3 separate regions of the Homo sapiens genome follow, and regions 2 and 3 are each linked to region 1. The links are chromatin contacts, found by Hi-C or POLR2A ChIA-PET in ENCODE. All regions are on one chromosome and are shown on one strand. The core of a region is the stretch at or near the end of the contact, and the rest is flanking DNA. Distances in the headings are between cores, read along the strand shown. Region 1 holds the start of CENPO (centromere protein O). Region 2 holds the start of SELENOI (selenoprotein I). Region 3 holds the start of ASXL2 (ASXL transcriptional regulator 2).

Evidence for each region. A loop is a pair of places that touch in the nucleus more often than their neighbours do. ChIA-PET counts read pairs that join two places held with the same protein, here RNA polymerase II (POLR2A). Pooled maps may share reads with other maps.
Region 2: a loop to region 1 is called in a map of CD8-positive, alpha-beta T cell, with 14 times the contacts of the local background. The contact joins the promoter of SELENOI here to the promoter of CENPO in region 1. A Hi-C loop is called at or near these places in 2 of 168 maps with a recorded cell type or tissue (CD8-positive, alpha-beta T cell and naive thymus-derived CD4-positive, alpha-beta T cell) and 9 of 50 pooled maps.
Region 3: a loop to region 1 is called in a map of CD8-positive, alpha-beta T cell, with 9 times the contacts of the local background. The contact joins the promoter of ASXL2 here to the promoter of CENPO in region 1. A Hi-C loop is called at or near these places in 4 of 168 maps with a recorded cell type or tissue (CD4-positive, alpha-beta T cell, CD8-positive, alpha-beta T cell and naive thymus-derived CD4-positive, alpha-beta T cell), 2 of 37 single-sample maps with no recorded cell type and 12 of 50 pooled maps. POLR2A ChIA-PET finds 5 or more read pairs at or near these places in 1 of 52 experiments (MCF 10A).

What each region holds. Positions count from the first base shown.
Region 1 is chr2:24,791,721-24,795,462 of GRCh38, reverse strand. CENPO (centromere protein O) reads right to left here and starts at 2,038. Exons shown (of 8, transcript NM_001322101.2): 1 at 1,962-2,038; 2 at 1,498-1,611. The coding sequence starts at 1,543. It overlaps PTRHD1 (peptidyl-tRNA hydrolase domain containing 1), which reads left to right and starts at 2,072. Exons shown (of 2, transcript NM_001013663.2): 1 at 2,072-2,337. The coding sequence starts at 2,086. LOC105369164 (a long non-coding RNA gene) reads left to right here and starts at 2,388. Exons shown (of 3, transcript XR_939843.4): 1 at 2,388-2,696; 2 at 2,879-3,079; 3 at 3,684-3,742. RefSeq lists an enhancer at 1,982-2,411.
Region 2 is chr2:26,344,472-26,348,213 of GRCh38, reverse strand. It overlaps SELENOI (selenoprotein I), which reads right to left and starts at 2,071. Exons shown (of 10, transcript NM_033505.4): 1 at 1,925-2,071. The coding sequence starts at 1,981. It overlaps ADGRF3 (adhesion G protein-coupled receptor F3), which reads left to right and starts at 1,425. Exons shown (of 14, transcript NM_001321971.2): 1 at 1,425-2,093. The coding sequence starts at 1,980. RefSeq lists enhancers at 1,167-1,266, 1,379-2,146, 2,467-2,606 and silencers at 1,807-1,856, 1,917-1,976, 2,027-2,256.
Region 3 is chr2:25,876,384-25,880,125 of GRCh38, reverse strand. It overlaps ASXL2 (ASXL transcriptional regulator 2), which reads left to right and starts at 1,639. Exons shown (of 13, transcript NM_018263.6): 1 at 1,639-1,960. The coding sequence starts at 1,904. RefSeq lists a silencer at 1,460-1,619 and an enhancer at 2,530-2,579.

The DNA.
Region 1 (3,742 bases), core at 789-3,288:
GTATCTGCTGGGCCTGCTTTACCTTGGAAGTTATGATTGCATCTCATCCTAGCCAGTCAGCTTTGTCCCAAAAAAAGTCAAAATCCCTGCCTATTTGAATAAATCATCTGGTTGCAACTACAACTCCATGTCCTTCCTTCTCAAATGAGTGGGGAGAATTCAAATAATAAGCAAAAAACTGAAATCAAACAAGCAGAGGGATAAAACCAGTATGGGTAACAGCTAAGTGTTTAAATATTGTTTTGGGTAGAGAATAAGGAGACTGGTCTAAGTCTCTTGATAATCCAAAACTTCCACCTCATCACTTACTTTAACAGAAATGAAATAAGGCCTGGACTAGAGAACAGGTTACTCCTGAGTGTAGCATGTTTCCACTACATAAAGTCACCAAACTTATTTTTAGTCTTAAAGTAACAATAAATCTTACCCCATATACTTTTATTATCTAAAGTCTCAGCTTAAGTCATCTTAGGCTGAATATAGTTACTTCTCTGTTATCAATGATAATGATGACCCAGAGAAAAATAGGATAACCAAATTCACTGACGCGCTCAGAAATTCTTTTTAAAACTGTAATTTAAGTTAGGTTTTATGGCAAGCTTTCCCAAAGTACTAACGTAGAACCCTTTGGATTTAGGCATCAGGCTTGAGTAAGTATTTCAAAGTTCTAAAAAGTATTAGTAGCAAAGAACATAAAGTCACACAAAACCAGAACTGTCCACAAATATTACTAGGCACTAAAGAAGAAAGCAACTTACTCCTGGACAGAAATTCAAACGCAAATCTCAGTTTCCAAAGGATTGACTAAGGACTAAGTAAAAGTAATAGTTTCGTAATTCTAAGCAACTCTAACAAGCATTCTTTAAACACCTTCTACATTTTAAGACACAAAGTATGTAAAGAATTAAGCCTTTCATTGAATATTTCCTATATATTAGACATGTGCTAAATGCTTCACTTGAAAAGTCTGAGTTCAATACTTTTCCACCACAAAAGAAATACTTTTTCCACAACCACAACTACAGTGCTATTTTCACCTCCATTTTCCAGATGAAGAAACAGAGGCAGAGAATAAAGTGACTTGCCTAAGGTCACAATATTTATCATGGCAGAGCCAACACTCAAAACCAGTTCTAGCCAACACTAAAGTCACTGCCCTACACTGGCCCTCCCTCAAGAGTAATGCATACATGGCCCAAAAAATCCGGGGAGAGGAAAGGGACCTCCCTGGCTAGAACCGCAGTTCAGAATATAAACACTGAGCATATGATGGATGCAACTTATCCGTTTCAAAAGGGGTGGGAGCCTAGAAACGAAGCCATTTTTCCTCCTCGAATAATCTTGGCTGCCTGTCCCTTTGTCTTCAATGTTAGTTCCTTTCACTATTCTGCTCCCAAACAGGCCAGGTCCCACGTCAGTTCCAGGAGGAAAGGGCTCTCTCAGCCTGCGGGTCATCTTTGGGCAGCAGCAGGAAGGAGGCGGCGACCCTCTGAATACCTCCTTTGGACTCGCCATCTGGACGTAAAGGGTTCGCCTGCTCCATCTCAGATTCCCAAGGGCCTTCCCATGAAGTTGTCTAGGCAACCGGTGATAGGGACTCCAATGTCCTTGCTAATAAAAGAAAAATGGCAACAGTCACATCACATCTAGTCCCATTCAAACCCAGACGGCAGGGCACACACCACTCAGGCACAACCCCTGGGCCGCGGATGACACAAATGTCACGGCTAGGATCCCCTTTCCTGAGCCGCCCGCCCTCTCCCATCGTCCGAGCCAGCAGAGTCCATGCCCACCCCCGCGCCCATCCCGCGGCCCCGGCGCGCTCCCGAGGCCACGGCTACTCTGGTCCAGCGGGCTTCCCGGCCACGGAAGGAGTTTTAAGAAGGCCGTTCAGCCCGCCACCCTGGCCACGGTCCGGTCCGACAATGGGTCTTTCCCCTACCTTCTCCCTTCTAGCTCACCCAGGCCAGAAGCGAGAATTCCCGCCATCCACGTCTTCAAAACCAAACCAACCGGTCCCGGCGTGCTTTGCGATCCTGCCGTACAAAAGCATGGCGGCGCTCAGGGCCCCGCCCTGATCCCAAGATGCACCGGGGAGTAGGTCCGGCCTTTCGGGTGGTCAGGAAGATGGCGGCCTCTGGGGCGGAGCCGCAGGTCCTGGTACAATACTTGGTGTTACGAAAGGATCTATCACAAGCTCCGTTCTCCTGGCCGGCGGGCGCACTGGTAGCGCAGGCTTGTCACGCGGCCACCGCGGCCTTGCACACTCACCGCGACCACCCGCACACAGCCGCTTACCTCCAAGAGCTGGGGCGCATGCGCAAAGTGGTCCTCGAGGTGAGGCACTCGGGCGGAGGGGGAGGTGCTGAGACATCGAGGGCGGAAGTGGGTGTGGTCTTCGGTCCGAAGGCCTGGCTGCGGGGAGTGGGTGCGGCGGGAGTTGGGGTGATCGTTAACATTTAGACTGGAGCTGTTTCCCTGGAGGTGCGCCCTTGGGAAGGGCCTGACTGTGTGAAGAGTGGACAGCAGTCCTCCGCCCCCTGCTGGGCTCGCGGTAAAGTGGTGGCTCCTGTGTCCCCGCTGTTCCGCCTGTGCACTGGCCGACTTTTTAAAGCCATGCCCCAAAGTGCTGTCCTCCTGCAAAACCGAGCCCGAAGGGACAGTGCAAAGTGAAGTCAAACTGAGTATTTACCTGGGTAGGACGCCAAATTATTTGAAAATAAATACTAAAAACGTTAGTATAAATTGAACCTAGCTTCAGCTAGACCAGGCACCAGGTGTGTAAATCGGTACACCTTTTAAAATAGCAGTCAGGTTCTGTTTGCAGATGACCAAACAAATCTCACCCTTACCCTTTGACTCTCTATCCTGCTGCTAGAGATGTAGCCTAAGAAAATAATCAGATGCACCCAAAGAGCTTTGCACAAGGATATTCATGGGAGCCCTTATGGTTTTGAAGCATATTTAGTGGTCGGGAAGAGTGCTCATGATGCGAAGCTAACTGAACTATATATACAGAATGATCCAGACTTTGAAAGGAAAAACTAAAGAAATACATCTACATATTAAGTAGTGCATGGTGAGATTTTGGTTATTTCCTAATGCTTAATCTGTATTTTTAAAATTTTCTACCTTAAGCACATATTTTATAATAAGGAAAAACGGCTTTAATAATAAACGGCTTTTTATAATAAGGAAAAACGGCTTTAAGCCAGAACTCAGGTGGAGGGGTGGAGTAATCCCTTCATGGGTAACTGACAAAGATAGATTATCTTTCAAGAGAAAAATTGCTGCTGGATAGTGAAACATCAAGCGGTAACCTGTAGGAAAAATGCCTTGAGAATCTGTGTAGGCAGAACAGAAGCTGCTGGCTTTTCACTTAGATTTTCTTCCTAGTAAGAGGTCTCAAGAAATCAGGTTAGACTCCTCTTGTCGCAGGTGAAACTCTCTGAAGCCTACAGGGATTAAGTGACTCCCCTGAGTTTAAAAGAGGGTCTCATGATTCTTAGTTGTTAGTCATGACTCAAGAAAGGGACTTAGGAGTCGCTACTGATTACATTGAGGTGCCGCTGTAGTCAGAAGGGCCAATAAAATATAAGAAAATACCAGGATTAACTACATTTATTGAGTGCTTAGTGTGTGCCAGGCACAGGTCCAAGCCTGATTTCATTGATCCCCATTAGGAAGCATTATTCCTGTTTTATAAAGGGACGAAGAGGCCAGCGAAGTCACCTAACTTATC
Region 2 (3,742 bases), core at 822-3,321, 1.6 Mb before region 1:
CTGAAGACAACATAAGGGGAACGCAACGATAAGAAAAAAAGATCTGTGAGATTTGTGTTCAAGCAAAACTGATCCCATGGATTTTTCCTTTGGATACCACTGGATTCATAATTTTAATATAAATGCAGTATTGAGTAATTGCAATAGAAGAATATTTAGGTTATAAATGTGTGCTTTTTTTTCCCCAAGGAAGCCTCATTATAACTAAAATGATATCAACAAACTATTTTAGTGAACATTGGACGCTTGCTAAATCGACCTTTGTTTTCCAGGATGATAGGAAGTCATCTGCTGTCAGATACAGGAACTTATATAATAAAAAAGGGGGAAAGATCAGAACAGAAAATTACACGAAACTTCTAGTAAATTAAGACACTTATTTAGTTGAAAATATAAATCTAGGGAAGATTCTTTATAAGAAAAAGGAGATTTCCTATTATAAACACTGCTCCCATTGAAATAGCTATTTTATTGGCACTTAGAAAGTCAGACCCTAGTAAGGAAGAAAATGTTTTATATGTCAATATTTACCCTGCAGAACAGACAACAAAAGGGGAGTAGAGCTTAAGGCAAAACAGGAGGTATCTGGGTTAACAGCCTTCTAAAATGAAAGTTGAAAAGCACTGGCCCGAGTTACCAAGAAGGCTCTGGACCCTCTTTCCACTTAAAATGTTAAGACAAGTCATCACCTCGGTTCAGAATGGTATGGCACAATACGGCTTGAAAGCAGAGAAACATGCTATGTGACCTTCTAAGGACCCTTGCTTTTTTTTTTTTTAACTCGAGTTAAACAAAATCCATTATGACTTTTTCAGTTATTCATTCATTCCACAAATGCTTACTGGGTGCCTAGTATGCACATAGCACTGTGCTTAAGCCATGATGGTCCACAAGAAAACTCTAATGAGTTGGGCATTATATTCTAATGGCGAGACACGCTAAAGCAGCAATTCCATAAACGAACAGAGCGCACATTTAAGGGGGAAAGGGGCACGTAGGGAGGGCTTCTTTGAGGAAGCAATATTTAAGCTAAGATGTGAAGATGAACGGGTAACAACAAGGATGAAGGGTTAAAGCCCATATTTCAGGCTTGGTCGACTGGATGGTTAGAGTCATTCATTGGTAAAGGAACTGCGGATGGGAACCAGATTTGGAGGAAAGTTAACCACCCGCATTTATTTACTGGGGTCCTAGTATGTTGCCAAGCGCTTCACAAATTCCTCTAATCATTTTGCACAGCAGAAGCTATTACTTTCAGTTTCATACACAAAAGAGAGGCTGAGCGGGGTTAAAATGACGTGCCCAAGACGAAATAAAGAAATCTGACTTTTGTAATCAGGTTTGTATGTGCTCGAAAGCCCGCGCTCTTTCCACTCCACAGCTCCTTCCTGTGCACCTCCCTTTCATCTGGTGGCCCTAGCGCCACAAGCTGCCGCTTAGGAAGTCCCTGCCGGGAGCAGAAGTGGAGACATCAGCAGGATGGCATCGGCAAGTCGCTCCCCTCCCGGGCCTCATCTGCCAAACGATCATCTCCTCCTCCGAAGTTGTATGCATGACAGGCGAGTGGAAACTTCACTAAAATGAAGGCGATTGACACAACAGAAGGAACTCCATCCTTTCGGGGGCTTACGAAAATAATAAGTTTAAAAAAAATAGGAAGGGAATTCCCTCGCTCCATGATCACTGAGCGCTCTCCTAAGGAAAAGGAAATCTCCCGGGGGGTGCCGACTACGGGCGGCGGGCTTAGGATGCTCCCACGCTCCCCGACCCCCAATCCCCAGGACCCGCAGGACCTCCGGAGGAACGCCCGCCAGCCCGCCCGGAGCCACGCGGCACAAGGTGACACGGACCGCGCCGCGCGGGCCCCTCAGCCGCCTGGGCGAGGCCGGGAGCAGGGAGAGGGGCATCCGCCGGCCCGCGGTACCTTGTACTTATCAAAGCCAGCCAGCTGCTCCGGGCTCACGTATTCGTAGCCAGCCATGACGACCCGAAAACTGAGCGCCCACTCGGCAGCGACTCCCGGCTACAAGGCTGTGACACACAAGCACCACACCGGCTGGGCAAGGATGGCAAAGACTGGGCTGCCCGAGAAGGTAGGAGAGCCGCGCTCCGCCCACCGCGCACGCGTAGCCGCCTCGGCCCCTTCGGCCGCCTCTCAGTGCGCAAGCGCAGCCCACGCTTCTCCCCGCCCATCGAGGGGGGGTTGCTAGCCCGCTCGAGCGGCCCGTCCCCCGACACTGCTGTTGTCCAATCGGCGTGGATCAGGCAACACTAAGTCCCGCCTTCCAGCTCTCTTCGTCGCTTCATTTGCTAGCGTCAAAATTGGTGAGCTGAGGTAAGGCAAGAGAGGGGGTGAAAGGTCAATTTCCCAGCGGGCTTTGCTCCCGGTCCCGGGGGAAGGTGGGATTTCTGTGGTATCCGCACTTGCGTGGTGATCTGGGGTATACCGTTTTAGTCTTGGGGGTAGAGTGACTGCTTGCGAACCAGTTCAGCAGTGCCTCAGGTAAGAGGACTTAGTTCTCCCGCTGCAGCGAAGTAAAAGAGGAAGGAGGTCTGTACCGCGAGCCGCTCCCAGCTCCTGGTGCGGTGCGCTGCGTGCCGTAGAAATTTAGTAAACGTGGTTAGATGTAGAGAAGGCCGAGCTGCTGCCGGGGCCACGGGAGTCTTTGTGCGGTCAGCAGAGGGACTTGAAAGACAGGTGAAAGGACATTGGAGACAAGCCCCTCAGGTCTATGTTGCTTAGGAACCTTGGACCGCCTCATCGCACTCCGCTCTATCAAACCGTTCCAAATTAAGATTGCTGGTGTCTCCCGACCAGATAAAAGCAGTGATCTCTCAGTCTCGACGAGTCCTTAAATGCGTTTGCAAGAGGTGTTTTACATAACTGGAGCCCAGTTAATTGTAAAACAAACAAACAAACAAAAAACACTAGATCAATGGCTAGTGAGTATCTACTAATAAAATTTTATAATAGTTGCTGCTTTTTATTGAGCGCCTTCTGTGGGGAGAACTTCACATACATTATCAACCCCATAACAACACTGAAGTGAAAGGCATTATCCCCTTTTTCAGATTAGGCAGCCTGCCCAGAGTCACTTAGTTACGAAGCTCGGAAATGATCGACCCAACATGAAATGAGTTCTGTGTTATGGGAAACCACTACTTCAGGGAGCCTTTCAGTCTCTCTGGGTCTCTGAAATAAGGGCGATTATTTTGAGATACTTTTATGTTCATTCGTTTAACAACTATTTATTGGGGACCCGAGATATGCCAAACACAGTATTATTACTACATGTCTAATCTCCCCTCCTAAAGCATGATTCTTAGAAAGTAATAGATAATCTTATACCTGGTATATGGTAGATAATAAGCTTCTCCCCGCCCCCTGAGACAGGGACTGACTCACCCAGGCTGGAATGCAGTGACGTGATCACGGCTCACTGCAGCCTCGACCTCCCCTGGCTCAGGTGATCTTGCTTCCGTCTCCCAAGTAGCTAGAACTACAGGCGCACACCACCACACCCGGCTAAATTTTTTGCATTTTTTGAAGAATGGGCGCCCGCCAACCAATAAACTTCAGTGTCCTTTATCACACTTGCCCTCGAGGGCAGTATTTGCATCTTATACATCTTAATTTTCCCCATGTTCCATAACCCAGGGGGCTTGCAAATAATACATGATCAACGTATTTTATTGAATGAATGAGCAAAGATCTCTTTGATATGCTGTGAAGTACCAGTTT
Region 3 (3,742 bases), core at 390-2,889, 1.1 Mb before region 1:
TGCTCTGTTGCCCAGGCTGGAGTGTAATGGCGCGATCTCTGGGCTCACTGCAACCTCTGCCTCCCAGGTTCAAGCGATTCTCCTGCCTCAGCCTCCCAAGTAGCTGGGATTACAGGCGCATGCCACCAGGCCCAGCTAATTTTTGTATTTTTAGTAGAGATGGGGTTTCTCCATGTTGGCCAGGCTTGTCTTGAACTCTTGGCCTCAAGTGATCTGACCACCTCAGCCTCCCAAAATGCTGGGATTACAGGCGTGAGCCACCGCACCTGGCGAGAAGGCCTTCTTAGACTACAGACATAAGCTTTGGAGGGAGGTGGTACATACTACCTGTGTAATGCATAAGGCTATGAATTACCAAAGACATTTGGGAAAATATATCCATATCAATTGCTGAAATAGGCTGTTTGATCCATGACTGAACGGAAATATAAGGAAGTATCTAGATACTTCTAGATGGCCTCTCAAACTCCCTTTAATATCTTTTTCTCTTTTTTTTTTGCACAACAGATCCTTTTTGAAAAATGGAGGAAAAGTTATGAATCCTCTTAAAAAATTCACATATAACACACAAAATATAGTTCATAATTTTAGGGAGTCCATGAATTTCTGAAACGCATCCATAAACTTTAAGTATTGCTCTCACCTGTCTTTCCTCCCAAGAGGCAATCCAATCCTCAGTCCTATTTCACACTATAGTAAGTTTACTGGATTGTTTGGAAGCAGCTTCTGGAAGCAGGTGGATTTGGGAGATCAGCAGTTGTTACTACATTCTTCTTACTTTGCAAGGTATCAAGGTGTAGATGATGTAAGAGAAGATGCCACATTCTGGATCTTTCAGAAAGCTGTTACGGATACTACAAATAATGGTCTCTGACCACAGAAATAGGTGAATCATTCAGCAAATATTTACTGGGCGCCTGATATGTACAGGCACTATGCTAGGGACTGAGCTCACCGAAATAAAGAAGACACCATTTCTGTCATTGATGAGTAGCTTCACATGTAAAAGCATGGATGCAGTTACTGGTGGCCTTAAAAACAAAGTCACCTAAGTTTGAGGCATTCTGGGGAGATGGAAAGGGCTCTGAGCTGGCAATTTGATTTTTGGTTTCTCTACATCCCAGACTTATGAGCTTGGCAAGTCACTCAATCTCAGTTGCTTCGCCTATCGAATGGGGTTAATAGGCAGACGAGAATTGTTGCCTATCTTCAAAAAGATAACCTCTGTAAAAATGCAAATAAATGAGAAAACACAAACGCAGGGCTGATCTAAAGTGATAGTTGGCAGAGCCACCCACTGAGGGAAGAGTTCAGCTCCCCAGGTCTACACAGCCTGTGCAGCGCCTCGCAAGAGGCGGGATCCGCTCAGTAAGCTTTCCCGGATGGCACAGGTTCCGCTTCCGCAGGCAGATATTCGCTGTAGGTGTGAGCGCCAGGCGTCAGACTACAGCTACTGCCGGGGCCTCCTTGGCGCGCATGCTCCTGCGGAGAGGCGGAGACCGGAAGGGCGGGGGCGTGGCGAGGTACCGCAGACCGCCGGCTCGATAGCTCAGCGGCCGGGCTTGGGAGGCGGGGGCGCGCCCGCGCTCGTTCGCGCGGCCGGCTGCGTACAGTAGTGACGGCCGCGCGGGAGCGGTCACATGACCGTAGCGGCAGCCTGTACAGTAAGAACCCAATATGGCAGCGGCGGTAGCAGTGGCAACGGCAGCAAGAGGACCGGCCGCCCCATAGACCCCCCCGCGCACCACCCCCGCCGCTTCCTCTGCTTGGGTGCCCCCCCGGTCTGACTTCCCTTTTCTCCCACCTTTCCCGGCACCGCGGGAAAAGCAGCGCAGGGCAGAGCAGGCAGGGAGGGCGGCCGGAGCCCGGACACGGGAGCCTCCCAGTCAGTTCAAGACCCGACATGAGGGAAAAGGGACGTAGGAAGAAGGGCAGGACCTGGGCGGAGGCCGCCAAGACGGTAAGGGGGAGGGAGCGAAGGGGAAGGCCGGGAGGATTTTGTTCCCTTGTCGCCCGCCAGTCGCAGGGAAAGGGAGGTCACTGGCCCAGGGACCCGGCTGAAGGGGCACAAAACCGCGCGGAGAGGGCGGCGGTTAGTGTCGGGGTTGCGATCCCTGTGGGAATGGAGGCGCCCGGCGGAACGTGATAGCCGCGGGGCCGTGGCGTCCCTCGGCGTCTGCGGCGAGTCCTCTCAGTGTTTTGAGGCTGTCTTTTGGGGTCGAGCCGATATCACCTCCGCTCTGTGGTAGCCCTCGCCCCGGCACGGGGAAGTCTGTGGTGCTTGCACGGTAACCGGTTCTTCTCCCTTGTGCGGCTGGAGAGCCCCCATTGGATGCAGATAGGAGAAGGCTTGTGCGTGCATCCAGCCCCGGAAAGGAGAGGGGAGCGCTGGAGCTGGATAGAATTTACCCGTTACAGCGGACGTGCCTGTGACCCCGGGCCCCCTGTTTGTCTGGCTCCCGGAGCAGACGAGAGATCACGAGGCTTTTGTTTTTGTTTGGTGTTGGAGCCGAAAGTGCAGGAGGTGTTTAGAAACGAAGTAACAGGTGGGACTTGTAGAATTTTTTTTTTTCCTGTTTCCGTAGAGACCTACTCTGAACAAGGCAGCAATGCATGGTGGGACGTGTAGTTTACCCGGCCTTCACGTTACCCTAGCCAAAGGGATGGTGCCCTAATGAAGTTGTAATTAGTGGGCAAAACAATTTTCCCCCTAATTGTGTTATGACGAAATTTAGAGGTAGATTTTAAAAAGTGGAATATTGAGGATTAGTGAGAACTTTTACCATATTTTAAGAAGAAAAAATTAAAAGCATGTTGTATGCAGAAATGAAATGGCAGGAGATAGTGAAGTTCATACATCGTTGAGGGTGCAGCAGAAAAGTAATAGGGCATTAAACGGCAGCATTTTAATAGTGGAAAGTGAGAGGTGTTCACCCCTTTAATGGTGATTAATGCCGGTAATACTTCGACAACGTAGCCCTTCTTAGTGAACCCTTATTAGATGCCATATGGTTTATTTTTTAATGAGTTTTTTAAATATAAAAGTAATGTTCACTGTGGGGAAATTTGGAAAATTATAAAAAAGTATAAAGAAGAACATTTAAAAAAAATCACATTTATTTCACCGCTCGGCTGTATCTGCTAACATTTGGTATATTACCGTCTAGTCTCTTTATTTCCCCAAATCTAGGTCATACTGTTTATTCAGTCTTGTGCATTTGTTTCTAAACTTTGTGCATTTGTTTTGTAAACTTTATGCATTAGGAGGTTGATGAGTTTTCAATTTGTATCTCTCTTAGTTGGAAATGTAAAAAAGTTAAGAAATAATAGCACATTTTACTTACTGGGTGTTTTCACTTACAATATGTCTTTGTATATCTTCCTGTGCTAGTAGTTTCCCTCTAAAAGATAAGACTCCTATACTTTTTTTTGAAGGTGTAGAGGTTGCATCCCCACAGAGGGCTGTTTTACTCTCAGTATACCTCAAGACCTCTTTCTGTTAATAAAAGAAGCATGATAAATTTTAATTATAGGTAAGCAGACCTGGACCCTAATTTATGCTAATTAATTTTAAGTTCCTAGGGTCTTTAAAATTGTTTTTTTAATTAAAAATATTTTGTAGAGACAGGGTCTTTCTATGTTGCCCAGGCTAGGCTAGTCTTGAACTCCTGGGCTGAAGCAGTCCTCCTGCCGTTGGCCTCTCAAAGCACTAATATTACACAAGTTTCTAGAATCTTAGGAG